Linked DNA regions of Homo sapiens: region 1 is linked to region 2. Evidence: read pairs that join two places in POLR2A ChIA-PET (ENCODE). Cell type or tissue: OCI-LY7. All regions are shown on one strand. Links, peaks and the distances in the headings refer to the core of each region. The heading gives the core; the rest is flanking DNA.

Region 1 (15,724 bases), core at 5,029-13,028, 60 kb before region 2:
GGTGTCTCCACCACTTACTCACTTGTAACCTTATAGAAGTCACCTAACCTCTTTGACCTTTAAGTTGCCTCATCTGAAAAATGTGGACGATTAATATACTTGCTCTGAGGGTTGTTGTGAGGACTATTAAATTTATGTAACTGATGCATGGTGTATGTATGTGGTAGCTATGTTTATAATTATATTTTTATAATTATGATTAGAACAAGATTGATTTTCCTGAAGAGGTATGCTAGCCATAATTTTGAATAAGCTCAGATTGAATAGCTATTTAAATCAGAGGATTTAACATTGATCATTGATTGGCCGGGCACGGTGGCTCACGCCTGTAATCCCAGCACTTTGGGAAGCCAAGGCGGGCAGATCCCAAGGTCAGGAGATCGGGACCATCCTGGCTAACATGGTGAAACCCCGTCTCTACTAAAAATACAAAAAAAATTAGCTGGGAGTGGTGGCAGGTGCCTATAGTCCCAGCTGCTCAGGAGGCTGAGGCAGGAGAATGGCGTGAACCCAGGAGGCAGAGCTTGCAGTGAGCCGAGATCATGCCACTGCACTCCAGACTGGGCAACAGAGTGAGACTCCATCTCAAAAAAAAAAAAAAATTGATCATTGATTATAGAAGGCAGTAGTCTATATTTGATACTGTCTTTTTCATTTTTTTGGTAGCCCCTTAGTATCTATCAAACACATCATAGGCAATTAGTAAACTGTCTTTAAGCCTACTACTATTTTTTGGATGCTATATGTAACAACTTTGTTCTTCTTTAAGCTTTTCTCTGGCCTTTTTTGAAACAGTGAATACCTGAATATTATATACCTAAAATAGTCTTTAGGAACTACATATCAAGATATCTCATAGAAGTGACTCATAGTGTCAAATGGTGGTCTTTTCTGTTTTTAGAACTGGAAAATTCTCAAATTTTCATTAAGGTTAAACTCAATTATATAATTTTATAAAATATAAATATTAATAAAACTTTATTTTATTATAGTCTTAGCTTTTAGAAATTTAGCCTTAATTTAAAGATATAAACTGCATTTCCTGAAACCTTGGTAGTGTATCTATTTTTTTTACGTACTTATTAGTTAACAGCACTTTTTAAAGTATCATACACACAATATCTCATTACCATAAAGTTCAGAAACATATCTTTGTGTTATATAGAAAAAAAGTAGTTTTTTTTTTTGCTTTGTTTTGAGTTGGAGCCTTGCTCACATTGCACAGACTGGGATGCAGTTGTGGGATCATAGCTCACTGTAATGTGGGACTCCTCCTGGGCTGGAGTGATCTCCCACCTCAGCCTCCCAAGTAGGTGGGACTGCAGAAAAATGTGGGTTTGTATAGTAAGTTTTAGGATTGAGCCTTCACAATTCCCTTATATAATCATCTGTAAGGCTAGGCCTTGCTGGATGAGTCTGCTGGAGTTTTTAATAAGTTAGCATCTTCTCTTTTTTTTAATTAAGCCTAGATGTATTTACATAACACATAAACCTCCTCAATCTTATGGGGCAGCATTACTTCCTATAAGATCAGTGCTTAGGTGAGTTTTGCTGAAAAGGAAACAGAGATAACATTAGAAATTAAATCTCTAATTAGCCTCAGCAAAAAAAAAAAAATTGAAAACTAGATTTCAATGCATCTGTTGGCATCTTGCACAAAGTATAATACTATAGTATTCAAGATGCTTTATTTTCTAAGTTTGAGGAAAGGAATCATCAATTTATCACTGCTCATTTGAAAGACACAGGATGAGAACCTGTATGAAAAGAAAGGCAGAGGGCATACACTTTGATCTCATAAAGATCCAGAGAGGAAGAACATGGACTTTTATCACCAAAACTACAAGGCCAAGGAAGCAATCGTTATAATTTGACAGTGACAACAGATAGAACAACTATCTGGGTTTAAATCTTGACTCTCTACCTGGCTTTGTGACCTTGGGCAGGGTACTGAATTTTTCTGACCTTCAGTTTTCTCATTTATAAATGAGTCATAGTAATGGGATAGCAATATCTACTTTGAAGATTTATTCTGAAGATTAAATGAGAAACATATACACCAGCTTAGTGACTGGCTCACACTAGGTGCTTAATAGATGTTTGTTTACTTCCTTTTTTTTTTTTTCCTTGAAAGAGGTTAATTGAGGACTGTGTCAAGATCCCCAAGACTACCCCCGGGTTCAGTGATTTGCTAGAAAGGTTCATGGGATTCAGCATATTATTTACATATAACTAAGGTTTATTGCATTGAAAAGATACAAAGCAACATCAGCAAAGGGAAATAGTGGATGGGACGAAGTTTACAGGAACCCAGGCGCAAGCTCACGAGCTCTCGCCCAGTGAAGTCACAAACCGTGCACTTCATTCACAGCTCGTGAAATGGTGCCCTACCAGGGAAACTCAGGCTCAGTGCCCAGGGTTTTTATTGAGGGCTGGCCGTAGAGGCACCCTCTGCCTAGTATGTTTCAAAATTCCAGACTCCCAGAAGGAAAGCACATGTGCAGCGTAAAACATATTGCCTGTACAAATGGTTCAGGCACAGCAAACTACTCTTTTCTGGGGGAGTCTCGCTCTGTCGCCCAGGCTGGAGTGCCCTGGCGCAATCTCGGCTCACTGCAAGCTCCGCCTCTCCAGTTCACGCCATTCTCCTGCCTCAGCCTCCCGGGTAGCTGGTACTACAGGCGCCCGCCACTACTCCCGGCTAATTTTTTGTATTTTTAGTAGAGACGGGGTTTCACCGCGTTAGCCAGGATGGTCTCGATATCCTGACCTTGTGATCCGCCTGCCTCGGCCTCCCAAAGTGCTGGGATTACAGGCGGGGCAAACTACTCTTTATCAGTTCTGGGAATGGTGAGGACCCTCCCCAAATCTAAGTTCCCAAATGCTAGCCAAGGGCTAACCTTGCAGGCAGGCCTGTCGAAGGATAGCAATCTCAGAATTGCCATGTACAAGAATAAATAAAAGTAAATACCTTAAATGGGTAAAAAACATATGGGATTGGGGCCGGGCGCGGTGGCTCACGCCTGTAATCCCAGCACTTTGGGAGGCCAAGGTGGCTGGATCACAAGGTCAGGAGATCGAGACCATCCTGGCTAACACGGTGAAATCTTGTCTCTACTAAAAATACAAAAAATTAGCCAGGCGTGGTGGCGGGCGCCTGTAGTCCCAGCTACTCTGGAGGCTGAGGCAGAATGGCGTGAACCCGGGAGGCGGAGCTTGCAGTGAGCCGAGATTGCGCCACTGCACTCCAGCCTGGGCGACAGAGCGAGACTCTATCTCAAAAAAAAAAAAAAAAAAAAATGGGATTGGTTTCTTCAAGCAGTAATACAGGTAAATATGTAAATAGTGTCAGAAAGTTATTTTCATTAAGCTTAGTGACTAATAGGTGGTTATTTTAATTTTAAAAAATCATCCCAAGAAGTATGGGAAAAGCCCATTAAAATCACTAATGACCTCTCCCCACTCCAGGAATTCTAGCCAGTTTTCATGCTGCCCTTAAATAGGTGGTTACTTTTTAGATCCTTCTGTTTGCTTATTATTTGGATGACATCTTAATGATATCATCTCTCACAGTGAATCACCAATAATAGTGTCTGTCCTAACAGTGGGCTAGCAGGACCATGAGCCTGAGCCAGGATGGTTATTCTTGTATCCTTTCCTTGAAAAGTGTATAATTTTACTCAAAATTCTTTCATTGATGAATTCGAGAGGAAAAATTGACCAGGGTGTTTTATGATACTACTTTTTATGTATAAAGCTCAGAACAAAAGTTAGATGCAGGCTTTTATTAATATTTGTAATAAACATTTAGGCAGAGGTCTTTAACTTAGGGTTCAGAATGGTCTTTGTAGGGGGCAGTCCATGAACATATACAAACTGGGTATAAATCTTGTTTATCTGTGTTTTTTTGTGCTATAATTCTGTAGATTGTATCAACTTAAAGGAATTTTGGCCCCAGTAAAAATTTAGAGTTACTGATTTAGAGAAATGAATATAGGAAAGGCATTTTTCTTGTTAGGAAGTTTTTTGCATGAGTTAGCATAAGAATATTCTAACTTTAATGTTTCTTCTTTATAGGTATTGTACTGATGATATGCTGCAAAGAGAAATGATGTCCAATCCTTTTTTGGGTAGCTATGGGGTCATCATCTTAGATGATATTCATGAAAGAAGCATTGCAACTGATGTGTTACTTGGACTTCTTAAAGATGTTTTACTAGCAAGACCAGAACTGAAGCTCATAATTAACTCCTCACCTCACCTGATCAGCAAACTCAATTCTTATTATGGAAACGTGCCTGTCATAGAAGTGAAAAATAAACACCCTGTGGAGGTTGTGTACCTTAGTGAGGCTCAAAAGGATTCTTTTGAGTCTATTTTACGCCTTATCTTTGAAATTCACCACTCGGGTGAGAAAGGTGACATTGTAGTCTTTCTGGCCTGTGAACAAGTAAGTAAGTGATACTCTAACCTTACAGTAATAAGGTATTTCATTTGGGAAGCTTTTAATAACTAACATACAGGTTTCAGTTTGCTAATTAACTGTTTAAATATTTGGTTTCATCACACCTCATTAAATAAAACCTGTGCTGAAAGGAGAACAGGAAGTGTTTCTAAAATCACATGCAGTTCTGAAAACAAAATATGGGTGAGGAGTCTCTAGACATGATCTCCAGAGCCAACTTCCCTCCAGCAGGCTCAGGCCAGAGAGTGGCTGCCCCAAAGGCACAGCTGGCTCTATTTATGCTTGCTGTGAATTGTCTCTTGGTACAGTAGGTGCATGCCGACTCCCCTGACATTCTCCACTGCCTCCCTGTGAGCAGGTGTGTTTGTTGGAGATCAGGACTATTACCTAAGCACTCACCATAGAGTTAAGTAACACAACATTTCCCACAAGCAGTCCTGTGATAGTCAGTGGAGTATGGGCAGAAAATATAGCCCACCCGAAAAGGTCATCTCCCTGGACTGGGGCTCCATTCTTAAAAGATTAAAAAAAAAAAAAAAAAACAAACAAACAAACAAAAAAAAAAACCTTTAACTCAGATTTCTTTAAAACATCTCTTTAAAAGAATGACTGGAAATGTGCAATCAAGCATCATTTCCATTCTGTTACTGCTTTTAGACAGCCAAGGTACCATTTGGGGTTGCATTTTTTTTTTAAATTGCAGCTACACTGGCCCTATTTCTTTCCCCACTACTCTGTTGGCTGAATCTAAAAGCCTCCAGGATCTCCAGAATTAGACCTCTCTTCATGGAGACTAATTGCCTGGCCTTTTTTCCCTGTCTTCTCCCACAGAGAGGAGAAGCATGAGTTTTTAGACCATGACCCATATATGTAGTGGTTCTACTCATTAAACAGAAACCAAAAAGGAAATTATTTGATGTAGGCTGAGCCACAGCTGAACAGATAAGTGGCTCAGCTGTCTGTCAGAGCCTTTTCTTGAACATCCACATATTTCAGAAACACTTTCAGAAGTATTTATTCTATTTTATACTCAAAGCATAAAGGATGACAGCTCCTTCTGGCTTTGGGAACTTTAGTTTTCTTAAATGTATCTGTTTCTAGAACCTCAATATGACTGCATATTTATCATTTTTTGTATGTATATGATATACATTCTCTTGAATAGCAAATCTGCCTATTACAGTGATTTATTCTGTTATCATCTCATCCTGCATGATTCAAGATATTCAAGAAAGTCCTGAGGAAAATAATAAAATGATTACGGAGACATAGGATTTATGAAAACAGTTGGAGGTTCTCAGTGTAAACAGATGAAGCCTAAGGAAGGGAAGAATGGCAAATCTAATATATTTGAGAGTCAGAATTGCCAGGTGAAAAACAGGACGTAGGCCGGGCACTGTGGCTCACACCTGTAATGACAGCACTTTGGGAGGCTGAGGCGGGAGGATCACGTGAGGCCAGGAGGTTGAGACCAGCCTTGACAACATAGCAGGACCCTATCTCAACAAAAAAATTAAAAAATTAGCCAGGCATGGTGGCTCAGGCCTGTAGTCCCACCTACTCAGGAAGCTGAGGTGGGAGGATTGCTTGAACTAAGGAGTTTGAGGCTGCAGTGAGCTATGATTGCACCACTGCACTCCAGCCTGGGTGACAGAGCAAGACCCTGTCTCTAGAAAAAAAAAAAAAATGAAAAATTAAAAAAAAAAAACCAGGATATACATTTCTGCAAGAAAAAAATGCAATTAAGACTGATAGGATGGGTGTAATCCTTCAAGTCAGGGTAAGCAAAAATTCCTAAATGGATTTGGAAATGGATTTTGGATCTTGGAAAATAAAGCTCATAACAGAACTGAGGTGCAGATGGTCTTAGAGTACATGATTCTTATAAGTTTAATATAAACTATAATTAATTGTAGAGTGACTTTTGAACTGTCAACTTTAGAACATGCATCATTATCCAGGCTGGTAGTAGAAACTGTAAATGCCACAGGACTTGGAGAGGTATGTAATTTCCCCTGAAGGCAGGCTGGAAAGGCATTCCTATTAAGAAACCATCAGTCTTGCAGTCTTAAAGTGAGAGTGCCATGAAAGCTACCAGAGGATTTTGTAATTCTGAGCCTCTGTGACCCAGGCGGAGCACTGGACCCTCTAAAGGTGAGCTCCTCATTGTTCAGGGGCTCAACAGCCGACCTGCCCTGTGGGTGGGGCAGCAAGCCAGCCACTGACATTGGGCTGGCTTCAGCAGACTTTACCTGGGCACCAGGTTTCTTTCTCCTGCTTCAGCCTTGGATTCCACAGGTGTTATCTGGTTTTCCTTACCCCATCTACTGCCTAACAAGCAGAACACCATTCAGTATACTGATGGACTTTTCTTTTTTACTATTTTTGTCAGGATCCCTCATTAAGATTCTCATCTCTTATGGATTGGGATTTGTGTCTTGGAAAGATTTGTCTTGCACCGAAATCAGTGCTAACAGCTATTGATCATTTCCCCCCATGCTATTTGATGCTTTCTTGATTTCTATATAAAGCTTTAAAACCTACCGTAGCACTTAAATATCATGTGAAAACAAACTCAACCAGTCTAATACAAATGTATTAATTGTCATTTAAAATTTGTATTTATTTACTTAGAGACAGGACCTCACTATGTTGCCTAGGCTGGAGTGCAGTGGTGTGATCTTGGCTCAGTGTGACCTCGAACTCCTGGGCTCAAGCCATCTACCTCTTCAGCCTTCAAAGTAGCTGGGATTACAGGTGTGCACCAGTATGCCCAGCTAGTTTTTGTTTTTTGTTTTTTTTTTGGTAGAGACGGGGTCTAACTATGTTGCCCAGGCTGGTCTTGAACTCCTGGCCTCAAGCAGTTCTCCTGTCTTGGCCTCCCAAAGTGCTGGGATTATAGGCATGAGCCACTGCACCCAGCCCTGCCATTTTTTATATTAAGAAGTATGTTTTAAATTACAGAAATATTCTCAAACATTTTGGTGAAACGGCAGTGCATTTGCCTTAGGTGTGTCACATTTTCTCCAGCCACTTGCCTAGCACCACACCTGCTGTGAATTAATCTCTGTGATTCACAGGCTGCCCTGTGTCTTGGCACTTAATTGAGACTTAGAGCCCTGAATGTTTAGCGTGTTGTTTCCTATCACCTAGCTGTCTTTTAACCGGAAGACAAAATATGAAATAAGCAGAAAACATACATTGAGATTTACGATAATATGTAGCCAGATTACTGTACAGTAATAAACTATCACAAAGGTGTTTTTAGGTTGGAGGTTTTCCTGGGAAATGTTTTATGCAGTTGTGGATCTTCTTTCATTTTTGGTGAGCTAGATGTCTGCTAGATATCGTCCTTCAGTGGGTGTTGCTGTTTTCCGTAACTGTGCAGGTAGTTATAGGAAAGTTATGCGTATGTAAATAAACCACATACATTGAATAAGAATCAAGGAAATGAATAAACAAAATGTCTGAAGTACCAGATGCACATTTTTTAAAGCTTTTCTGCCCCAAATTCTGCAGATTATGGCCTTAAAGCCCTGTATCAGCTGTGCTTGAGGAGCCTAAACTATTTATCTATTTCTGTTTTGCTCTGCTTTTTCCCTTCTGAAGATTTTAAAAATTCTTTTTTATTGCCATTTGGAACAAAATTCAACATTAGAACCAACTTACAAGACAGCCAAAATAGCTCAGTGAGAGAGCATTAGACCGAAGAATTCACCTATGACTAAAAAGTTTTAGCAGCTAGAACCAAATAAAGAATTAGTGGCCATAATTATTTTTCCCACATCTTCTAGGAGAATAAAAGTAAATATTTCAGTGCAATAAAAAGTTTATCTTGGGCCAGGTGCGGTGGCTTACGCCTGTAATCCCAGCACTTTGGGAGGCCAAGGCAGGCAGATCATGAGGTCAGGAGATCGAGACCATCCTGGCTAACACGGTGAAGCCCCGTCTCTACTAAAAATACAAAAAAAATTAGCCGGCCATGGTGGTGGGCACCTGTAGTCCCAGCTACTCGGGAGGCTGAGGCAGGAGAATGGCATGAACCTGAGAGGCAGAGCTTGCAGTGAGCTGAGATCGGGCCACTGCACTCCAGCCTGGGCAACAGAGCGAGACTCCATCTCAAAAAAAAAAAAAAAAAACAGTTTATCTTGATAGGAAATTGCTCATGAATGGGCTGCTGGAATCAAATACCCCTTTCCAAATCCAGGTTAGCTGTTAAGTTGCACCAGTGAGAAGCTTGCTTGATGGACTCATCTGGGAGGAATGAATGCGTGTCCTCCTAAGGCCAAGCAGCAGCCAGGTTCAGGGGATGCAGCTCAGCTCAAGTACTCATTCTTTTCCTTTTAATTTCTTTTTTTTTTTTTTTTGAGACGGAGTCTCACTCTGTTGCCAGGCTGGAGTGCAGTGGCACGATCTCGGCTCGCTGCAACCTCTGTCTCCCGGGTTCAAGTGATTCTCCTGCCTCAGCCTTGTGAGTAGCTGGGACTACAGACGCATGCCATCATGCCCAGCTAATTTTTGTATTTTTAGTAGACAGGGTTTCACCATGTTGGCCAGGATGGTCCCAATCTCTTGACTTCATGATCCGCCCGCCTCAGCCTCCCAAAGTGCTGGGATTACAGGCGTGAGCCACCACTCCTGGCCTTCCTTTTAATTTCTAAACAATCCTTCCTTAATATGTGGAGTAAAATGAAGTAATCAGAATTATAAGAATGGAGAAAACGTTTTGTTCTCATTATTCCAATTGGCAAGTTTTCACTCATTAGGATCAACAGCCATGCTGTTTGCTTGGTAAAAAATCTGCCCCAAGTAATTCAATTATATGTGGAAAAAGGAAGTGCAAGCAAGGGACCGTACCTGTGTACCAGCTGATGTGGGACCCCCTGGAGCGGCCTCTGCCCAGCTTCCTGGGAGCCACTTAGCAGACCAGGAAACGAGCACAGCTCACCTAGTTCTCAGTGACCTGTGATACCTTGCTATTTTTCTAGATGGATCTGTCTTCCTACAAAACCCTTGAGTTAATTCAATCCCATTCTACAAATGGTATGGAAAGGAAAGAGACATAAGCTAGAGACCTAGAGAATGGAATTGAGCTGTAAAAACTATGGCAGTTGTGGGAAGTCATCTTTTTTACTTAGATTTTTAGTGAAATCTAACAAAATTAAATGGGAAAACAATATAAATTATATTTAACTTCCCCAAAGACGTTTTCTCATTTAGGTGCATCTTTACTTATTTAAAGATACATGTAGGCAGCAACACAGGGATTTCTTTCCCTGTATCTGTTACGTAGTATTGCCTAAAATTTTTTGTAATTCAGACATTTTTTTAATAGTGATGTTGTTTGCATTGTATTTTATTTTCATGGGTTTTTTTTTCTTTAGGATATTGAGAAAGTCTGTGAAACTGTCTATCAAGGATCTAACCTAAACCCAGATCTTGGAGAACTGGTGGTTGTTCCTTTGTATCCAAAAGAGAAATGTTCATTGTTCAAGCCACTCGATGAAACAGAAAAAAGATGCCAAGTTTATCAAAGAAGAGTGGTGTTAACTACTAGCTCTGGAGAGTTTTTGATCTGGAGCAACTCAGTCAGATTTGTTATCGATGTGGGTGTGGAAAGAAGAAAGGTAATTATTATTGAGTAGGCTAAACAGACTGCTGATCGTTGTCAAGCACTAGTTTCTCAGTTTCCTACCATTTTACTGATCAGGAAGTGAGGATGAACTATGTGACCTGGGGATTCGTTGAATTTGGTCATGAGTGCAAAGAAGAATTATTGCAGCCAGTAACAAAAGTCTTGATTCCATTAGCATGTTGGAGGTTTGGAAATGAATTAAATTGATTGAGCTGCCAAAGGAGAAAGTTTTGAGGGAAGACTCAACTACTAGAGCATAAAGGTGATAGTCATCTTTAATAGTATTTTTTCTTTAGCTAAGGTACTAGCAAAGCAAATTGTTTGACTCTTAAACTGATCTCTTCTTATGAACAATTTACTGGATTTTTTTGATAGCCCCTTTATCAGAGTAATTAGTATCTTACCCCAGAGAACTTACTAGAAACTTGTTTCAAGTATACTGACTTTAATTTTAGCAAATTTTGGCTTATAATTGACGATAAAATTTTCATCCTAATCATTACAAAATATTCTTTATTACTTTTAAATTAAAAATTAGAAAAAATGAAAACAAGGTATCTCAAACTCTGAAAGACACTGAGACTTCAGAAAATCCTAACATTTGAGATCTCAAACGAAACTAACAAATATTGACTAATTTACCATTACTAGGTGCCGAGATGTTTTATCCCTCCAGGAGACTATGAGCCTCCTAAATATCCCTGACTTATTATGACAGAGCAATTCCAACAGTCATGAAGGTTCCCTGGAAATCACTTAGAGTTGATCTTGATTGAATTAGTCCAGCCTTCAGAGAAACCAGGGCTGTCACTTGCCCCCGTGAACCACCTGTAAGGAAAATCATTGTTAGTGCCATACGCAGTTTCTGTATTAGCTGTTATGATTGGAACTCTCAGTATGTGTTGTAAAGGTGAGACCACCAAGATCCTGGTTGATTTGAACAAAACTATAAAGAAACATGGCACTATCAGGTGAGAACCCTTTCTCTGTGTGACATATGAGCATATGTTATCATTCACCAGTACAGTGCTTTGAGAAGTGACAGTGCTAGTATTTCAGCAGATGACACAAAGGTCTCATAGTTATTGAAGCCACAATGAAAGCAGACAACCTTTAAATCCATTTATCAAAGCACTTGCAGTTTCCATCTCAAGGCAAGTGAAACAATAATAAATATCGTGCAAAGAAAATGAGTCTGTGGCAGTGCATTTCATGGAGTAAAGTACTGCGCAGCATATTCTCTTCAGGATCAGTGAGCCTACTGAATCATGACTTATCTGACGCTAATGATGCTGTCTTTCCATTTAAAGGTGTACAACCCGAGAATAAGAGCAAACTCGCTCGTCATGCAGCCCATCAGCCAGAGCCAGGCAGAGATACGCAAGCAGATTCTTGGCTCATCTTCTTCAGGTAGTGCTGTGGACACAAATACTAAATGTTGTCAATTCTTGTATGCAGGCAACCCAGAAATATTAAAGCCATTTTTCTTGGTGTCTTTTAGGAAAATTTTTCTGCCTGTACACTGAAGAATTTGCCTCCAAAGACATGACGCCACTGAAGCCAGCAGAAATGCAGGAAGCCAACCTAACAAGCATGGTGCTTTTTATGAAGAGGATAGACATTGCGGGCCTAGGCCACTGTGACTTCATGAACAGACCAGGTAGCCTTATGCTCCCATGTCAGCCAGGCATTAGGCTGAGATTCACCTTCTCCTGCCCATTCTCTGTCCTGAGTTCACATGATGCGCAGCAATGCACACAAGCATGGAGGGGGCGTTGGTTTGGACTGAAGCATTTTCCTGCTAGAGGTAAACATTCTCTGAAGGTAATTTTTAAAACCCCACAAACCTCTAGGAAATAACTGTTCTGACACGAGAAATGTGTCTGCTGTTGGACACTGCAGCACAGGGGAACTGGGCTTAAGGAGCTGGGTAATGTGGAGTATGGAAGCGTAAGGGTGAATCAGCAGAAAGAAGAATTCTCAGCAGCTTGAATTGTCCTTTTTTCTTTTCTTTTTTTTTTTTTTTTTTTTTGAGACAGGGTCTTGCTCTGTTGCTCAAACTGGAGTACAGTGGCGTGATCATAGCTCACTGCAACCTCCACCTCACAGGCTCAAGTGATCCTCCCACCACAGCTTCCCAAATAGCTGGGACCACAGGTGCAAGCCACCACACTTATTAATGTAGATTTCCTTTGTAGATGTAGATTTCTTTTACAAAGTGACAGCTTTTCAGAGCTAGTCCTATGTCTGCAGTTTCTCAGAATAACCAGCTCAAAATATGCCAGAGAAGTATATTTTGGGGTGGCATATTCTAGTCTCCTCCAGTCATATTTTGGGGTGGTGTGTCCTGAGCCCCAACAAGATAGGTTTCATTTTTGAAAATTGCTCTTCCAGTCCCACTGTTCATCTCATAAGCCCAGGAATCACCACCTGTTGATTTCCTAGGCATCTTCTTGCTCAGGGTAGTAGATGTTTGGTGGACTAGAAATGCAGGGAGAAGAAAAGGAAGGCTTGGTGATGTCAAGGATTTTTAAAAGCAAACTATCTCACTGTGTTCTCTCAATAGTCACCCTCTGTGCTGCTCATTCCATGAGGCTTAAAGCTGATAACTGGGGGACAAAAGGGTTAGGGTAACAATTTATTTTTGTCTCCTGACAATACACACATAACTTTTCTGCTGTGCTTGGGGAAAATATAACTGTGGATTAATTCTGACTCATTGTTTTGGAAGCAAAAAAAGAAAAAGATGCTCGCAGCTGCTGCATTTAATTCAACTTATAATTGAAATATGCAAATCCAGCAAACTAGTTACCCTTTTCAGGATGCATGAACCATGTGAAAATGAATTTGGCATAACTAGGCTACAGGCTGTTAATTGAATTCCCCTGATCTGGACCTCTTTTTAAAAAATCAGTTGTATTTTTCTTCCTTGGCTGCCTGACAATTGACCTCCATCCTGAATGACACAGTCACTGTCCATTGGGGTAGGAGGCCTCAGGACCAGCTGACCACTTCAGTGGAAACAGATGGCCTGAGACTGCCGCTACCCTGGGAAGGCAGTGGTACCTAGATAGAAATTTGGAGAAAAACTAGCCAAAAGGTACCAGACTACACCAGAGGTCATCTTTGTATTCAGAGGCAGAACTCATTTTGGTAGTAGCCAGATGACTGGCTTTGGTATGATCTATGATTCTTTGGATTATGAAAAGAAAAGTGAACCCAAACACAAACAGGCATGGCACGTTAGATAAGGCAACGCCTCATGAAAACAGGGGAAAATGCAGGAAGAAAATAAAGTTGCTGGGCACAGTGGCTCACGCCTCTAATCCCAGCATTTTGGGAGGCCGAGGTGGGTGGATCACCTCAGGTCAGGAGTTCAAGACCAGCCTGACCAACGTGGTGAAATCTCGTCTCTACTAAAAACAAAATTAGCCGGGCATGGTAGTGCATGCCTGTAATCCCAGCTACTTGGGAGGCTGAGGCAGGAGAATCACTTGAACTCAGGAGGTGGAGGTTGCGGTGAACCAAGATTGCGCCATTGCACTGCAGCCTGGGCAACAAGAGCAAAACTCTGTCTCAAAAAAAAAAAAAAAAAAAAGAAAGAAAGAAAAGAAAGTCAAAGGCTGCAGAGGCCAGGGATGGCTCTGGTGAAAAGAGGAATTAAAGATTCTGCAGGGCTGGGCATGGTGGCTCACACCTGTAATCCTGGCACCTTGGGAGGCTGAGGTGGGAGAACTGCTTGAGGGCCAGGAATTCAAGACCAGCCTGGGCAATATAACAAGACCCCATCTCTACAAATTTTTTTTTTTTTTTTTTTTAATGAGCCAGGTGTGGTGGCATACGCCTGTAGTACTAGCTGTTTGGGAAGCTGAGTCAGGAGGATCACTTGAGTCCAGGGTTCAAGGTTGCAGTGAGCTATGATCGTGCTACTGTACTTCAGACAGGGTGACAGAGCAAGACCCTGGTTCAAAAGAGAAACAAAAGATTCTACAGTGGTGTCATCTGTTGTGATGGTGCAGATCTTTCACCAGAGGATTCCTAAACCAATTCATCAAGACCTTCTGGAATAGTATTTACCACACTAAAAGCCCAGTTTGTAAGAATACTAGAGAAGTATATGCGCTTGTTTGTAAATCACTTGGAAACTCAAGATTTGGCTTTGGAATTTACAAAATGATCTTTAAATGTTAACGTAACATTTACTATACTATATATAACATTTACATGTACTAAGAGGAGAATGGGAGGAAGCAGGCTGCCAACGGCCCTCACATGTGGCCCTCCCCATAGCTCTGCCGCAGTGCCTGACACCTACCGGCAGGACTGGCACTGCCCAAACAGCCCAGAGAGTCGAGCAAATATTCTAGCATGACTGTCAGGAGGCCACAGCCTAGGTTTTTAAGTTAATGAAGGTTACACTATTATCTGTTTAAAGGCTACACAAAAGTTACTACTATACTCAGATGAGGGGGTGTGAAAAAGAGACGCAAACATGCCAAAACAACTTTCCAGGGCCAGTGTGTGAGGATCTTGGAAACAATAAAGTAAATAATGTTACAGAAAGTGAAAACAAAATCCAGGAGAGGTTTTAAAGGGCCCAGAATGGAAGTACTTTTGGCTCCTGAAGCCCTTTAGGCTCTTGTGGGCCTGGGAACTATATGGCTTATCATTTAAGTTGATATGTTTTTGCGTGCAACAGTGCAGGCGGAAAGATGGCTGTGGCTCAGCAGGAGTGACCCCTCCCTGCTAACAAAACAAAACAAAACAGCAATTTAACTTAATGGAACCTGTTTATTTTGCGATGAATTCAGACAAACTGACCATGTCCCTGTGAACTTCATGGGACAGGGGCATGAATGCTATTAATGATTAAGCTGGGATGAAAGGTGGAAACAGATACTGCCCTGGGTAAACTGGGGTAGATGGTCCCCATATTGAGGGGACTATGCCAAAAGGCACAGGCTCTTGGGCCAGGCTGCCAGGGCTCCAAGCCTGGCCCCATCATTTGCTAGTGGGGTATTATTCAGTAAATTAGGACTCTCATTGCTTCACTTCATTTATCTGAATATGAGGATAATCAAAGCAATTGGTTCATAGAGTTATTAAGATAAATTAGTTAACATATGCATGCCCCTTAGAAAAGTGACTGGTGTATAGTAAATGCTATAGCACAGTCATCGTCTGAGTGACTCCTACCTGAGCTCTGCACCACAGGGGCCCTGAGCTGCAGAGGGTCCTAGAAAGAGCAGTTTTAATGGGTGTGAGAAGCAGATAATGACCCTCAGTTATTAGGAGACATCACCAGATTGCCTCTGAGATGGGCCGGAGCCAGGAAGAGCCATGGCAGATAACAGCAACAGCACTGGACTTGGGAGTCCAGCATCAGCTGTGCTGGCAGAGCATGCCAGGTGCCAGGTTCAACACTGCCGGTGGAAGGCCCAAGTTCAAAACCTCACTTTACATATGACAAAACAGCTGGGTGGCCATGTGGCTTTGGCAAGCCACTTGTCTTTTTCTCATCTGTAAAATTAGGGTAGAGTGTCTGCCCTCTTGTATCCTGGGGTTATTTAGAGGTACAAATGAGATGTTTATGCAAAATTGCCATGTACAGTGTAAAGGAGTAG
Region 2 (15,724 bases), core at 6,204-14,203:
CACAGCAAGGCCACTGCTCATCCCATGGCCTGTCACATTCAGAGGCCTGACTGGCATCTGCTCCATGCCGACCTGCTCTCAAGGAGATGCTGGCCAAGCACCTCCATCCACTCTGATTTACAGTGACTGGGGCTCCTGCAGGGATGAAGACGTAAGTGTGCTTGACTCTGTGTTTGAATCTGGTGGGCAGAGGCTTAAGGAGCCTCCGGTTTAGAGGAACTACACGGGCCTTTTCTGGCCACTCAGATGAATAAGCTGTAGTCCCAGAGTGTTTCGGCCACTTGGCAATCCTGAGCCTGTGCACTCCTTAGTTCAGTGGATGTGCGTTCATCGGCTCGGACATGGCTTTCAGGTATTAATGCATTGACTGACGCCTCTCTTGCCCCACCCCCCATATTGCTTCCCACATCACAGGAGAACAAGTCAGTTCAATATGGTTCGGCAGATGTTTACCCAGGAGCACCTGTGTGCCAGGCCCTTTGCAGGGCGTTGGGACTGAAGAGGAGTTTAACTCCATTCCTGTCTTCTGGAAGTTCCCAGCCTAGCTGGGGCTGGAGGTGGGGTAGGGTGGGGAACATATACATCAGTAACCGTGATAAGGCAGGGTGGATTAAGTGACCAGAAGAGGTATGAACAGTTTTTGTATGGTGGGCCTGCTATTAAGATACCTGTTTCTACCTGTAAAACACTCAGGATACCAAATAGGTGGGGTTTTTCCTCATATCAATGACCAATTCTCCAATGCTCCAGATAACAGCTGGGTGTCCTACAACTTAATTTTGACATTACCCAGAATTAACCCAGACCCCACAGCTTTAAGGGCTCAGTCTTAGCAAACTGTCCCCCACTTTAGATACAAGTATTGGATGCTGAGGGACCTCTGTCCAAGTTGGCTACAAGTCAGGAGTTCTCACGACTCCCTACTCAGGTTCAGTAATTTGCTAGAATGGCTCACAGAACTCAGGGAAACACTTATGTGTACTGATTTTTATAAAGGAGATAACAAGGACACAGATAAACAGCCAGATGAAGAGGTCTGGAAGGGTCCTGAGTACACAGGAGCTTCTTCCCCCATGGAGTTGGGGTGCGCCACCCTCCTGGCACATGGATGTGTTCACCAACCCAGAAGCTCTATAAACTCATAGTTGAGGGGTTTTATGGAGGTTCCATTATGTAGGCACCATTGATTAAATCATTGACCCCTGGTGACTAGCTCCATCTCCAACCCTTTGATCACATGGTTGTGATCCTCTGTGTGGCCTTCAGCCCCCATCCTGAAGCTTTCTAGGGGCCACCACCAGTCACCTCATTAGCATAAACTCCAGTATGGTTAAAAGGGGTTTATCATGAATAACAAAAGATGCTCCTCTCACCTCTAATGGGAAGTTCCAAGAGTTTCAGAAGCTCTGTGCCTGGAACAGGGAGGAAAACGAAATATTTCCTCTTGTATCACAGTGTCATGTCAGGGTGTCCAAAAGAAGGCAGAGGTCTTCAGGAAAGTCTGTACAAAAGGCATGGCCTCCTCTCCACAGAGAAGGGCAGGCCCTCCCTCAGGCAGTAGCCATGGCCAAGCCCTCCCACTCAGAGGGAGCCACTGAGCAGAGACGTGGAAGGAGAGGGTTTTCCTGGAGAGTACAGCATGGCAGGGGCAGTGGGTGGCAAGCTGGGGAGCACTGAGTAGCCTCTGAGAGTTGACCGGAGCCCTGAGGCACGGGGCCTTACATCAGCCCCTGCGGGTCAGACTCAGGCTGGATTGGTCCTCCCCAGGCCTAGACGGGAACACAACACTGCCTGCTCCCTCTTAGCGGGCATCACTAGGTACAGCCAGGATTGGGCCCAAAAGGCAGTCACTGGATTAGGACCCAGTTCTCTTGTTCCTGGGACTTTTTAGGAGTGTCTCTGAAATTTATCCCTTAAGTAAAAAGAGCATTCTTTAAAACCTACAGAGCCATCGCAGTCTAAGAGCAGGGCCTGGGGTGCTGTGGCAGGTCTTGCCTTGAAGGAGCCGTCTTCCCACAGCTCAGTGTGCTCCAGGGCTTGCTGGCAGGCAGCTTCCACGGGGTCCTGGAGGCTCTGGGGGCATAACAGAAATGCTATCAGGGAGTTTGAGGGCCCGTTATGAGTCTGACATACATTGGCATTTTGTGCATGCCTTTAATTGTCTGACATATTGTGGTACTGAGCTGTGACATGGGAACGATTACTAGACCTGCTTTTGCTCATGAAGAAACTGAGCTCAGAGAGGGAAAACTTGTCCATAAGGAACAGAGCTAATAGTGGTAGGCTGGGGCTCAAGCCTAGGACTGGCTGACTCCAAAGCTCTTCCTGTCTCCCTTGCTCTGTGTGCTTCTAAAAGATACTTAGTCCAAGTCCAAAATATGCTCATTTCTCTTCCCTCAGGTGAAGAAGTCAAAGGAATCTTTTGAAGTGAAGAAAGTGGGTTTGGACGTGCCCTTATGCTGATGAATCATTGGAGTAATATCTGGGGTTTAGCCGCATCCTTGGTGGCAAGGCGGTGGGGAAAGCCCCTGAGGGTGAGGCCAGCCTGAGCCCCAAGGGAAAGGGGCTGCTGGGACCTCCTGACCTCAACTCATCTCCAGGAGCGCACAGGGCCTCGCACAGATGCCTCAGTCTGTACCGCTGGGAGTTCGTGCCATCTCAGACCTACCCTCCCTACCTGGGCTGTACCTAAAGAGATACTGCTAGGCTTTCTCTAGAATGTTTCATGAGCCAGCACTGTGAGACATTTTCAAGCTAAAAACATACAGTTCAGGAGACTGTAATCTGTGGTAGAAAGTGTTCACCATTTGCTGCTAGTAAAGACGGTTGGCCCTGTGCTTCTCTGGCCACTTGTGCCACATGGTGTTCTCGGAAGAGGCCTCTCCATGCACCAGTGTGGAGAAGCCCTCTGGAGGCCAATTCAAAGAGCATCTGAGGCTAAGCAACTGAAAGGAAAAGGCCTGATGGCCAACGTGTTGCTTTCTGTGGAATGTTCCAGACTGGATTGCTGGGGGTCATTTTCTTTAACAGCAGCCTAGACAGGCAGTGACTCTCTTTTATTCAGCCAGGTGTTGAAATAGCTGCAGGGAAGCCACAGACAGTTGTTCCAGCTTTCCGGATCAGAGAGCACTGGTTGGGCCCCGTGCCATGTGGCCCCAGCCCCATGGGATCGCTCCTCAGGTCATGGAGCCACACATCAGTGTGGAGGGTTCGCTCCAGGGGTTCCTGGTACAGGATGCAGATGGGTCTTGTCTGGCTCCAGGCTTTTTGTTTCTAATGTTGTTTCTAGAGAGTCATCATCACCGCATAAATGGTATCAAAGCCCTTCTTTTAAAAATGTAGAAATAAATGTAAATGGTAGATCTTGACATTGCTTGTGGGATTAAGTTCTACAAAGAATAGTAATTATTTCTATGGGTGGCTGACAATTAGCTCTTTAATAGAATAGGTGGCTCCTGCCTGTTTTCAGTGAAGACATTGAGCTGTACCCACAGTTTGTTTGTAAGGAGACAGAAGTGAACCTCTGAGTCGTTGTTCATTAGAAGACCCAGAACCATCAGGCTGGTGTCCCTGCTTTGCAAACACAAGACAGAAGAGATCAATGTCACTTCTGAGTGATCACATTGGTGTTTCAGTTAACTGACTCAAGGCTTGGTTGGATAGATATTAACATATTCTGACCTTATCTGGGAGAATACTGGTCTGCATTCTTTGCAAACTTCTGCCATTTCCTCTAATTTATTACCAGCATATCTATGGGTCCTAATAAATCTTCCATTTGCAATTAGAATATCCAAATAAAAATCCATGTTGACTGCTAATAAGGACCTTCACCTTGGCTTTACCAAGGCATTAATGATTTTTCTTTCTCAGTAAACTTTGATGCCTGATTTTAAAAGCTAAAAATCTACCTCTAATGCTTGTAGTAAACAGGCCAATTCATAGCTATGCCTATTTATTTTAGTTAACACTTAACTACTTTGTGACAGGCACTATTGTAAGTGCTTAAAGCTATTAATCCATTTAATCTGATAACTCATTGTTCTGATAGATTCTCCTTCTTTCCCAGATATCTCCTCTAATGGGAAAGTAATTACACACTAAATGGTAAAAGGTAGAATACAGTATAACTTTTGAAAAGAGAGAGAAACTGTGTGGGCAGAAAGATTGCACTGCAGTTTATTTGAAATGTCCTCCTGGATTGGGAAAATCTCTGCAGCCTGGCACACTTACTGGGCTTTTCTTCCATTCCTCCGATCAGCCTCCTCATCCTTATTATCAGCACTCAGGCGCCCACTGTCTGCTCGAACTGATTCTCATGGCAGTGCCCGAGAGGGGGAAGTCATTGTTAACTTGGAAGTTGTTACTGTTCTACAGATGTGTGCACGTCCTTCAGTAAGATGACATTTTAAAAAGTCAGTGTCATTGATGCAGGACTTTTTGCTCCTTAATTCAGCTAAATCTGGGTTCTTGTCTCATGACCAGGAAAAATTAGGCATGTGGACACATTGAAGGGTGAGAAGGGCAGAACTTATTAAGTGAAAGGAAAGCCCTCAGCTGGGCGCAGTGGCTCACTCCTGTAATCCCAGCACTTTGGGAGGCCGAGGCAGGTGGATCACCTGAAGTCAGGAGTTTGAGACCAGGTCAGGAGTTCTGGCCAACATGGTGAAACCCCATCTCTACTAAAAATACAAAAATTACCTGGGCTTGGTGGCCGCGTCTGTAATCCCAGCTACTCAGGAGGCTGAGGCAGGAGAATTGCATGAGCCCAGGAGGCAGAGGTTGTAGTGAGCTGAGATTGCACCACTGCACTCCAGCCTGGGTGAAAGAGTGAGACTCCGTCACAAAAAAAAAAAAAAGAAAGAAAGAAAGAAAAGCTCTCAACAAAGAGAGGGATTCTCCAAGCAGGTTTCTCCCTCATTATTGAATACCAGGGGTACCACACATGAGCTGATGAGGCCAGGCTCCTCCCCTGCGTAAGGTGCGAATCCTAGTGACTCCGCCCCGTTCCCCCAGCACGCACACGAGGATGCCCAGGTAAACCATAGGTAGTATCGGAAAAGGCAACATTTGATTGGTTAAAAGGCATTATTCGGAAAGAATCAATTGGGAAAGGGCAGACAAACGGGCAGACGTTCTGCCCCTGGGTCGCTGGTTTCATCTGGGACCAGCAATCTGGTCTTTCAGACTTCAGGCTGTTCTGGGCTTGAAGGTGAGGTCTCACCGGGGACCCTTCCCTATCTGCCTAGGCATTTGTCTGCCTCCTGCTTGTATCATCATTTTCTTAATTGCCTGCAGTGACTTTATCAAGCCCCCTCCTGAGCTGCGTAATAATAATACTGTGTTAGGATTTTCAGTGTTATTACTCATCATCAGCCCGGACAGCCCAGAATTCCAGGCCTTCTTCCTGTTAAACGAACGGAGAGCAGAGCCTTTGAGCTCCACAGTTCACTATCTCTGTGTCAGCCTTAACCATCCCATTGGCCTGTTGGGGCTGAAGATAAATCCCCAGGCATTAAGCATATTCCAAAAGGGAATAACTCCTTTGTCTTTGGCTTTTTGAAGTGGGCTAGTTTTCAGGACATGTAGTTGTAGATCTCTCCTCACCAGCAAAGGAGGACTCAGCCAGGACATTTTCAATTTTCTCCTTTCTGCTGACAGGGTGGTGCCTTTTCAGTGAAGTCAGCTGAGCTGGTTGGACATTTGTGGGCCCTGTGTGCCTGCAGAGCCAAGCTCTCTGCAAGGCACAGGTGGTGGAGAGATAGAGACAAGCAGCTGCCCTCAGGGAGCCGCGTACCCCTTCGGCCCAGCCTTGTGAGTCAGAGATAAGAATGAGCAGCTCAGGACTCCACTGGACCCTCACAAGAGGTGCTGCCAAGGGAAGATTCCTGACTCTTTCCAAGGCCCCTCGCACACCTGTGGGGCTGGGCTTGCTGAAAAACTGGACTGTAGTTCTCTTACTGGATCCCCAGGAAGAGCTTTGGCCCCTAACATCTTCCACCCTGCATTCCCCAACACACACATAGACACACAGAAACGGGGAAGAAAATTGCCTCTGAACATGGCTTTGAAAATATGTCTCTAGGGATGCAGAGCATGAAAACATTTCCTCGCACTGGAAGAGAGAAATCAGCAGGCATCTATTAACGAATTTAACAATCTCCCAATTCATTATTTTATTTTATGTTGGTACAGATATTTACAGAGCAGTTTAAATAAAGAAAACATTCACCAGTATGTAGCCTTTATACACTTGAAATTAAGTGGCCTGCAGTTATTCCTGTTGTTTGGCTGCTGCTTGCTAGAGGTGGTACTGGATGGAAAGGGGTTGTTTTGCTCCTTCCTCTCGTTGTAGTCACCAGAGAAGATGTGATCAGAGAGATCATAAGGATGTGAGAAAATATACAATGTGTATGAATAACGCCCATTAAAATTTCTTATGTCTTACGGATGGATGTGGGGGGTAATGGCTGGTTCTACTAAAATGCTGTGTTTTCACATTTGGGGAAGATTCTGGCATTTGACAACTTATCAGCTTTTTTGGACAGTATTGTTGCAAATTGGCATTCAAATCCTATGCTGTCCTCACTATTCTGCAAAGAGTTAAGGGCTGAAAATGCCCTTAAGTCTTCCCAGAGTGGAGATGCTGGGAGCAGAGGTTGTGGTGAAAGGAGAGGCAGGCCGTTCTTAGCAGGCTTCTCTCTCTAAGGCCTGTGCATTCGCCTTTTGGCACTTGGCCTAGTGGCTGTTGGTGTGGCTAGAAGAGGAGTGGGCAGTGAGCTTGTCTTTGTTGGGGGTGGCTGCAGAGCCACTCCTGGCTGCCGGTTACCGGCTGCCTCCTGAGCATGAGCCCTGGCTCATCTGGAGCCTCTTTAAAGGTAGAAAATGTTTGCCCCAGTGCCAGTCAGCACCAGGCCTGATCTTCACCTTCCTGACTTAGTTAAGGTGCAAAGTCTGCCTTCTAAATAGTGACTGCAGGCTAGGGAGTCACTTCAGGATCAGAAGGAGTTAAAAGAATGTGGCTAACTTGTTTGTGTGGATGTTCATTTTCTGAGCACCTCCACACACATTACCTCTTATGATCTTCATATAACAACCCTTCAAGTTCGGCAAGGTAGCAGGTGCTCTTCCTGTTTACAGATGCTGAAACTGAGTCCTAGAAGCAGAGCCAGGCCTGGAGCCCAGGGCTGCTTCCCCCTTCCCAAAGCTGCCCCTCCCCATTCCCCTGTGCACAGGCACTGGCCCTGAGTTTTCACAAAGCCTGGTTATTTATTCACAGGGGAGTCCTCAGCACTGCCTCTTCTATTTCCCTGTGGAAACCTCAAAAGAGAAATCCTGCCAAAAGCGCTCAAGGACAAAGGCGAGTAGAATGCTTTGACTGCATCCCTTACCACTTTGGGATCCACCAGGAGCCTTTGCAGTGATAGAAGTGGGTGGCCCTGCAGAGAGCACACAAGGGAGAGCAGGGCTGGGTTGGATAAGCCAGGCCAGGAGACACAGAGACCATGCTCATGGGAAGAGTGGACGTGCAGTCTGCACTTTCCTTTCTTTGGATCCACTCTTCCCAGCTTGTTAGCTCAAGCTAGGAGCACACAGTGTGTCTCCAGTCCTTCACCAAGAGGACAGGAGATCGAGATGTGGAGGTGGCCCCTGGGCAGATAACTGAGGTGACAAACCATAGAATTGGTTCCACATGTAGAAGAAAGTCTACAAATGTAGCCGATCTTATAATAGCATGCAGCACCCTCCAGCCGAGCCACACAAGCTCCACCTGCCCCTCCAGCTCCACCTGCCGTGGCTCCCAAGACTGTCAGCACCTAGAAACCAGTTCTTGCCTCTGAAGCATGCTGCCGTCCTCGATGCAGATGTCTTAGCTGTCACCTGCGCACCTTTTGCTGTCACATAGTTAGTCTGGGAGCAAAGTCTATCAGTGGTTTGGAGTACCAGCTTTCGGATGAGATAAAAACAGATTTGAATTCTCCCTCTTGCTGTTTATTAGCTATGTGAATGAAGGTAAGTGATGTAATCTCTCTGTGCATCAGTATCCTTATCTGTGAAATATGGTTATCTGTACATAACCATGGTACCTGCCTCATAGAGGTGTTCAGAGATCATGTAGCATGACACCTTGTTCTCCAAAGGCAAGCTCTCCATGGAACTATGACTGTTACTGTCTCTCCCAGGGTTTTGAAGCTCTAATAGTCCACATGAGCAGTGTGACCCAGGATGACCTTAGACCTTGTAACTTTCCCCCCGTATTAAAATGGAGCTAGATCGTATCCCTTCTACCCATATCATCTGTCTTCTAAAGCTACCAGGAATAAAGGCAGAGGACATTAGGTAATAAGATCAGCAAAATCATTAGCTTTTCGGGAACAAGAAAATACCAGGATAAAATAAGAGAAAGCTTGGTCTCAGTTACCCTTAAAGAAATAATATATAAATCAGAGGTTTGATACTTCAGTTTATTTCTTTAGTTTTCAGGGATATGAAATGGCAATAGGTTGCTGTTTTATGCTGAAGTTATCATTTCTTCTGAGAGAGTTTCCCATTTTATTTTCAGAAGCCTGAGTTTTCACTACTTTTCACCTACCATCTGGCTGCCCCTCATAAGTCAATATCTGACTGAAATTGCGTGAGTCCCTTCAGTGCCTAGCGCCTCATCACCAGCCCTGAAAACCCCTGGGAATATTCAGAGTCGCTGAATGGCACAGGGAGGAATGTGGGAAAGTCCACGGCTTAATCAGTTCTTGTACAAGTGGACACACTGAGGCCCAGAGAGGGGACGCGTGGCCATGTGGAGGCACAGCTGGAGTGCAGCCGGGGATCTGGACTCCAGGCCTCTCCCAAGAGCTGCCCTTCCTACACTTGCTGGTGTCATGCAACCAGTCTGTGTGGGATCCATGGAGTGACTAGGGACGGCCTTGTGTGGACAAACCTACATAAGCCTGGGAACAAAAGGCATTCTGGGTACAAATGAAGGCTTTGGTTTCTGGGCCTTTGTTCTTTTTCTGCCGTCTCAGCCTCCTCTTCCACCGGACCACTCCACAGCGTTTAGCAGGCTGCAGAGGACTGTTCAAGGCCTCTCTGCTGAGTCTGGCCTCTCAGCTTCCAAGCAGCTCGTTCCAGGAGGGTGGTGCTGTATTGGGAGGTTTCACCAACTGTGCTGTGAAGTGGTGGAGGCCCCATTGTGTGCCCAGTGCGGTAAAGTCTTTCCTGCTTTTGATTGTGCCCAGGGATTGCCATGGAAAGCATAACTGTGTATCAGACAGTTGCACACCCAGGAATCCAAGGGAACCTGAACAGCTACTATTCCCAGCAGGTACGTGGCGTTTGGGGGCGGTTCTGGCAGGGTGGGTGCCCAGGTGGGGAAGCAGAGGGTGAAGGGCACGAGCTGATAGATGTTGGTTCTATATGTGGTTTCACTGTCCCCAGCTGTCACCTGCATGCCTTTTCCTGTCACATAGTTGGTCTGGGATTCTAGAATTAGGAATGGAAACAATTTTGTGGTTGTTTCATGAAATGTCTATTGCAAGCTGGTTTGAAATCAGTGATTTCGGTAAGAGGTGCTTGTAGTAGGTGGTCTATGAAATCTCCCTCTTTGGAGAGATTAATGTGGTGACTTTGAGGAAGTGGTAAGTTTTTATAGGGGTTAAAGGAGATAATTTACGCAAAGCTTTTTGTACAGCATCGAAGATACATACAACCCTGAGGTAAATAGTGGCCTTGATGTTATCATTGCTATTCATCATACGGGGATGCTGGTGGAGCTGGAGGGGCAGACACTGGAGAGGGAGGCTGAGCCCATAGTGGGAAGAGCTGACAGTGGCCACCAAGGAGTCTGGATTGAATTTGGGAGTCCGTGGGGACTGTTGGAGGACTCAGGCAGGAGAATGGATAGCTCTTGCTTGAGTTCCTTGATGTCTTCAGCATTTATATGCAGTAAAACACCTCCCTTTCCTCTCCCAGGGCAAGCTTCTGAATGTCTTGCCTGGTATTGGGAGGGCCTGATAGGACAAACCAAATGCAAAAAGGCCAGGCAGGCTTGTCTGCTTGCTCTGCTTCCAGAGGGAGGGAGCATTGACAGGGAGCCAGCACTGCCTCACACCACTGCCTCATGTGATCAGTGCCGTATGACCACAGGAGCTAGAGGCATTGTCTAGGCTGCTGGGCACATGAGCTCCGGGATGCCCATGTCCTCTGGCCAGGCAGACACAGACCTGGGGCAGCACCAGCTTTCTGATGGCAGCCTGCTCTTTCCAACAGTTCCCTACCAGAATCCTGCCTCACTGGAGCAGAGGATGCCAGCATCAGCCGGGAACCACTCCTGTGCTAAAACCGCCTTGGTGGCCTGTGGCTTGAGGTCTTGATGCGGATGAAGCCGGAGGAATGTTGTCTCTCCTCAGTCTCATGGCAAGGACTGATCTTGTTTTCTGTTCCCCACAGGGGGTTCCAGCCAGCATCACATTTTTTAGTCCCTCTGGCCTCACATACAGTCTCAAGCACATTCAGGAGTTATCTGGTGACAATATCGATCAAATTAAGGTAAGTTATTCAATGAGCTTTTGGTCTTTTTCAGATTCTTTTTTTTTTTTTTAATCTTTATGAATTATCCTAGGGCTTCAATGTCAAGTGAGACACCCCTGGCCTAGCAGGTGCCTTAGAATTGGAAGGGCAGCTCTACCTCCTGCTGGGCTGTTGCACAGATTGCTCACCTTCTCCCAGCCCGTTTCCTCACTTGCAGCATGGGGATAATTGTCTCTCTGTGGCTTTCATAGACATGTGTATGGTCTTCCCTGCTTAGGATGAGTCTCAGGATTACATGAGGGAATTTGAGTAAAGTCCTGAATTAGCTCAGGGCTTGGTACAGGTGTTAACATCCTTTCCTTCCTTTCCCCCATCTTATGTTTGCCATTATTGTCTATTCTAAAAGCAGTCACCTTTTTCATATCTTTTAAAGGGTTTACATTCTCACTTACTAGGGACTGTATTTATTATGAGTCTACAAATAACCACAACTCTTGTGTCTGTAATAGAAACACCCTTGAACTGGCTCCAGAGGGACTGAGGAGAGGGTGCAGGATGTGACCCAGAGCCCAAGGACAGACACTGCCACTCACTGCAGTCAGGAAGAGCAAAAGGCTTCACCTGCCTTCTCACAGGTGCATCTCATGTGGGGAGTATGCACCGCTCTCCCAGTTTTAAAGATGGAGCACGGGGCTCAGAGACATCATATGGCCTGTCTGTAGGTCACACTGCTGAGAAGGAAGAGCTGCAGTTGAACCTGGGAAGACTGATTCCACATTGTCAGCCATGGTGATGCCTTGCCATGGTCTCAGGAGCTGCTGAGCAGTTGATGCACTTCTGGGCAGTAACTGATACAATTCTCACACCAGTCCAGTGGTGGGTATCCAGAAAAAGAGGTCAGTGTTCCTCATTACAGGTGAGGACACTGAGGGCTAGAGAGGTGAAACAACTTGCCAAAGTCATGTTTTGAGTTCCTAGAAGGCCCAGGACTCACACAGGTCACCGAGGAAGAAAAACAATATCTGAATCTTGTGGTTAGAAAGATTAGAGAGAGGCCGGGCGCTGTGGCTCCCACCTGGAATCCCAGCACTTTGGGAGGCCTCAGGCGGATCACCTGAGGTCAGGTGTTCCAGACCAGCCTGTCCAATATGATGAAAACCCCGTCTTTACTAAAAATATAAAAATTAGCTGGGCATGGTGGCATGCGCCTATAATCCCAGCTACATGGGAGGCTGAGACAGGAGAATCGCTTGAACCCTGGAGACTGAGGTTGCAGTGAGCCGAGATCGCGCCACGGCACTCCAGCCTGGGTGACAAGAGTGAAACTCCGTACCTGCCCCATAAAAGAAAAAAAGAAAGAAAAAGAAAAATTAAAGAGATAGGACCCATAAAGTGCTTAGCATGGCAACTGGTCCATATGACCAGCGCTTACGTCATATTGCAGGTCAGGATGGGTCACGGTGCTGGTCCTGCTCTGGTTCTTGTCCCTCTGTGCCCTGCTGCCTCTCCCCTGGGCCTGTAGGAGGAGTCCCCACCTCCACCCCACCCACCCACCCCCAAGTCACACAATGCTGTGAGATGCCTGGTGGTATAAGCCTAACACAGTTTTCCCCAAGCTTCTTAGTGTTTGCCTAGAGGAAGAACAAAAGATTTATACTCTATCTTCTTTCAAAGTGAGCATATTTAAAAGCACAAATGGATACTCAGCATCTGAACCAAGAACTCAGGCCTTTCTGAATAGACTGCTGCCTGCATTGTCCACACCCATGGCAGCTGGGGGCTGAGTGCGTGTTCCTATCCTGTATCTGTCACACCCATTTCTGCAGCCCTCCAGACACTCTGAGGAGCTCTCAGTAGCCCCCTCGCCTCTTACTACAGTGATTGATTACCCTGCCTGCCAGTAGTTAACACCTCTGCCATTGCTGAGGAGGAGAAAGTGACAGAGCTGGCCTTGCTCACAGTGACTATGGACTGCTTGGGGGCCACGAAGGCACTGTGTGTGGGTTGTGAGTTGTCCCTCGACACTGGGACTTGGCGCTGGATAGTGAGGTGCTTTCAAGGTTCACAGAGGACACAGTCCTAGCCCGTGAGTTGGTAGTTAGGCTTTTCTGTCTCAGCTCAGCCTCAGATTTGCTACTGTCCTCCCTCCCCAGGAGTCCCTGTAGGGCCCACTGTTTGTACAGCATTGCACAACATGCAGGCGCACCACAAAAGATCAAAGGGGGTGACTTCCGACCTGAACTTGCTACTTATCCATTGACTTGGGAAGACCACGCACTTGTCTATAAATGCCACAGAGATGTCACTGCAAAGCAGTAGGTAAGCAGATTCGTAATCACCACCACCACACTAATGGCAGCAGCTGAATTTCCTGTGTACAGCAAAATGCCCTTGCAGCCTGTGAGGTGGGTATCTTCACACCTAGTGCTCACTAGCCACAGTGGCAGAGCCAGGCTGTGAACGTGGCTGCTGCCCCCAAAGCCAGGCTGGTGCACTCACGTCCAGTTTGTGCCAGGGATGGAGAAAGAACGTTGATGCTGGGCCCCCTCGCCTGGCCTGGGGAAGACTGCTGCTCTGTGGGGCAGCATCATGTGAGCATTCATTGACACAGGAGTGAAAGGCTCCTGTGAAAAAGCTGCTGTTTCACCAAACTGTTGATACCCCTGCTCTAGGACTACAGTCATGTTTGCCATTTGCTGGTTCCCAGTCCCAGGGAGTTTCTTTTTTTCAAATTTTTAAATAGCTTTATTGAGATGTAATTCACAAACCATAAAATTTACTTTTTATGATTTTAATATGTAAACTTAAAAATTTTTTTTTTATTTTTTTAGAGATGGGGTCTCACTGTGTTGCCTAGGCTGATCTCAAACTCCTGGCCTCAAGTAATCTTCCCACCTTGGCCTCCCAAAATGTAGGGATTACAGGTGTGAGCCACCACGCCCAGCCCAATATGTAAACTTTAACATGATTTTTATGAGAGTCACAGATTTGTGCAACCATCACCACTGTCTAGTTCCAGGACATATCATCACCCCAAAGAGAAACCCGGTACCCATTCGCAGCCACCCCTCATTCCCTCATTCCTCCCACTCCTTGGCAACCACTCAACTGTTTTTCATCTCCATGGATTTACCTATTCCGGACATCTCATATTAATAGAATCATACAGTATGTGGTCTTTTGTAACTGACTCTTTTCACTAGCATAGTGTTTTCAAGGTTCATCCATGCTGTAGCTGGTACCAGTACTTCATCCCTTTTTAGTGCCAAATAATAGTACATGCTGAGGACCGTTTTATTTACCCATTCACTAGTTGATGGATATTTGGATTGTTTTCCACTTTCAGGCTATTAAATAATGCTAAACATTCAAATACAATTTTCTGTGTGGACATACATTTTCATTTCTCTTGGGTGTATATCTAGGAGTAGATTTACTAGATCTAAGGTAACTTTAACGTTCGGTCGAATTACTGCTATTTTCCAAAGTGGTTGTGCCATTTTGCATTGTCACTAGCAATGTGTAAGGGTTCCAGTTTCTCCATATCCTCCATGTCCTTATTTTTCTGTCTCTGATTATGGCCATCCTTGTGGGTCTGAAGTGGTTTCTCAGCATGTATTTGATTTCGATTTCCCTAATGACTAACAGTGTTGAGCATCTTTTTATGTGTTTGTTAGTCATTTTTATATCTTCTTTAAAGAGATATCTATTCAAATCCTTTGCCTACTTTTAACCCAGGTTATTTGTCGTTTTATTGTTGAATTGCCAGAATTCCTTATTCTGAATACAATTTTTTTTTTTTTTTTGAGATGGTGTCTCGCTCTGTTGCCCAGGCTGGAGTGCAGTGACACAATTGTGGCTCACTGCAACCTCCGCCTCTGGGGTTCAAGCTATTCTCCTGCCTCAGCCTCCTGAGTAGCTGGGATTACAGGTGCACGCCACCATGCCTGGCTAATTTTTGTATTTTTAGTAGAGATGGGGGTTTCACCATGTTGGCCAGGCTGGTCTTGAACTCCTGACCTCAGGTGATCTGCCCACCTCGGCCTGCCAAAGTGTTGGTATTACAGGCATGAGCCACGGCGCCTGGCCTCTGAATACATTTTTTTTTTTTTTTGAGATGGAGTTTTGCTCTCGTTGCCCAGGTTGGAGTGCAGTGGCACGATCTCAGCTCACTGCAACCTCCGCCTCCCGGGTTCAAGCAATTCTCCTGCCTCAGCCTCCCAAGTAGCTGGGATTACTATATGCATTTTTAGTACAGAGGGGGTTTCACCATGTTGGCCAGGCTGGTCTCGAACTCCTGACCTCAGGTGATCTGCCCACCTCGGCCTCCCAAAGTACTGGGATTACAGGCATGAGCTACCATGCCTGGCCTCTAAATACAAACTTTTTATCAGACATACGATTTGTAAAAATTTTCTCCCATTCTGCGAGTTGTCTTTTTACTTTTTTGATAAAGTTCAATTTATTGTTTTTTTCTTTTGTTTCTTGTGCTTCGGGTGTTGTATCCAAGAAACCATTAATTTAGTGTTGCTTTAATTCAGTGTTTTGAAGATTTACTCCTATGTTTCCTTCTACGAGTTGTGTAGTTTTAGCTCTGAACTTAGGTATTTGATCTGTTTTGAATTGATTTTTGTGTGTTGTGTGAGGTAGGGGTCCAACTTTATTTTTTCCTCAGGGAGTTTCCTAAGCAATGGGTGCTTAGCAAGGCAGTACTGTGGGCGGGGTGGGAGCGGGGCCTCTGCAGGACAGTGGCCTCCCTCCCCTCGTTCTGACTCAGCCGGAGGAAGGAGCCTCAGTCCCGCAGCATCCGAGGTTATGCAGAGGTACAGGTGGCTTGTTACCTCCACTACCACCTGGCCTGCTGCTCACTTGCTGGGAGGGAGGATGAAGCGGAGTGCTGGGCAGGGGCTGCCAATGTTGGATGCTCACTTGCTCCCAAACAGGTTTGGGGTCCACAGTCTCAATGCAGAGGAGAGTGGGGGATGAGGACCTTCTCTCATTTAACCCCCACACTAGCCCTCTGAGGCCAGGGTAACTGTGCCCCTTTTATAGGTGAGGATCAGAGAGGCTAAGGGACTTGCACTAATAACAGCTAGCAGGGGGCAGAGCCGGGACAGAAGCAGTGCTCCATCCCAGGCGAGGCTCTGCACAGAACCATCGAGCCTGTGGTGCTTGTTCAGAGAGAGATGTCCTGTGG

What was found. Peaks named below come from ENCODE experiments on the same cell type or tissue, not always from the same donor. Only the 100,000 strongest peaks of a DNase experiment are listed, where the experiment ranks them.
Region 1: POLR2A ChIA-PET joins it to region 2 with 10 read pairs; 5 of 35 experiments call an interaction of 5 or more read pairs at or near these places.

Annotation. Positions count from the first base shown.
Region 1 is chr10:125,848,329-125,864,052 of GRCh38, reverse strand. It overlaps DHX32 (DEAH-box helicase 32 (putative)), which reads left to right. Exons shown (of 11, transcript NM_018180.3): 3 at 4,078-4,450; 4 at 9,850-10,092; 5 at 11,411-11,510; 6 at 11,602-11,760. It also overlaps a transcript of BCCIP not described here. Among named protein-coding and RNA genes, the nearest start is that of DHX32, 25 kb to the left of the region's middle. RefSeq lists a silencer at 10,503-10,682. In OCI-LY7, for the core only: no CTCF peak of the experiment used is centred there; no DNase peak of the experiment used is centred there.
Region 2 is chr10:125,789,701-125,805,424 of GRCh38, reverse strand. It overlaps UROS (uroporphyrinogen III synthase), which reads left to right. Exons shown (of 10, transcript NM_000375.3): 7 at 7,280-7,360; 8 at 9,237-9,322; 9 at 10,447-10,545. Among named protein-coding and RNA genes, the nearest start is that of MMP21, 22 kb to the right of the region's middle. In OCI-LY7, for the core only: no CTCF peak of the experiment used is centred there; a DNase peak (open chromatin) is centred at 9,484; H3K4me3 peaks cover 530 bases; H3K27ac peaks cover 2,395 bases.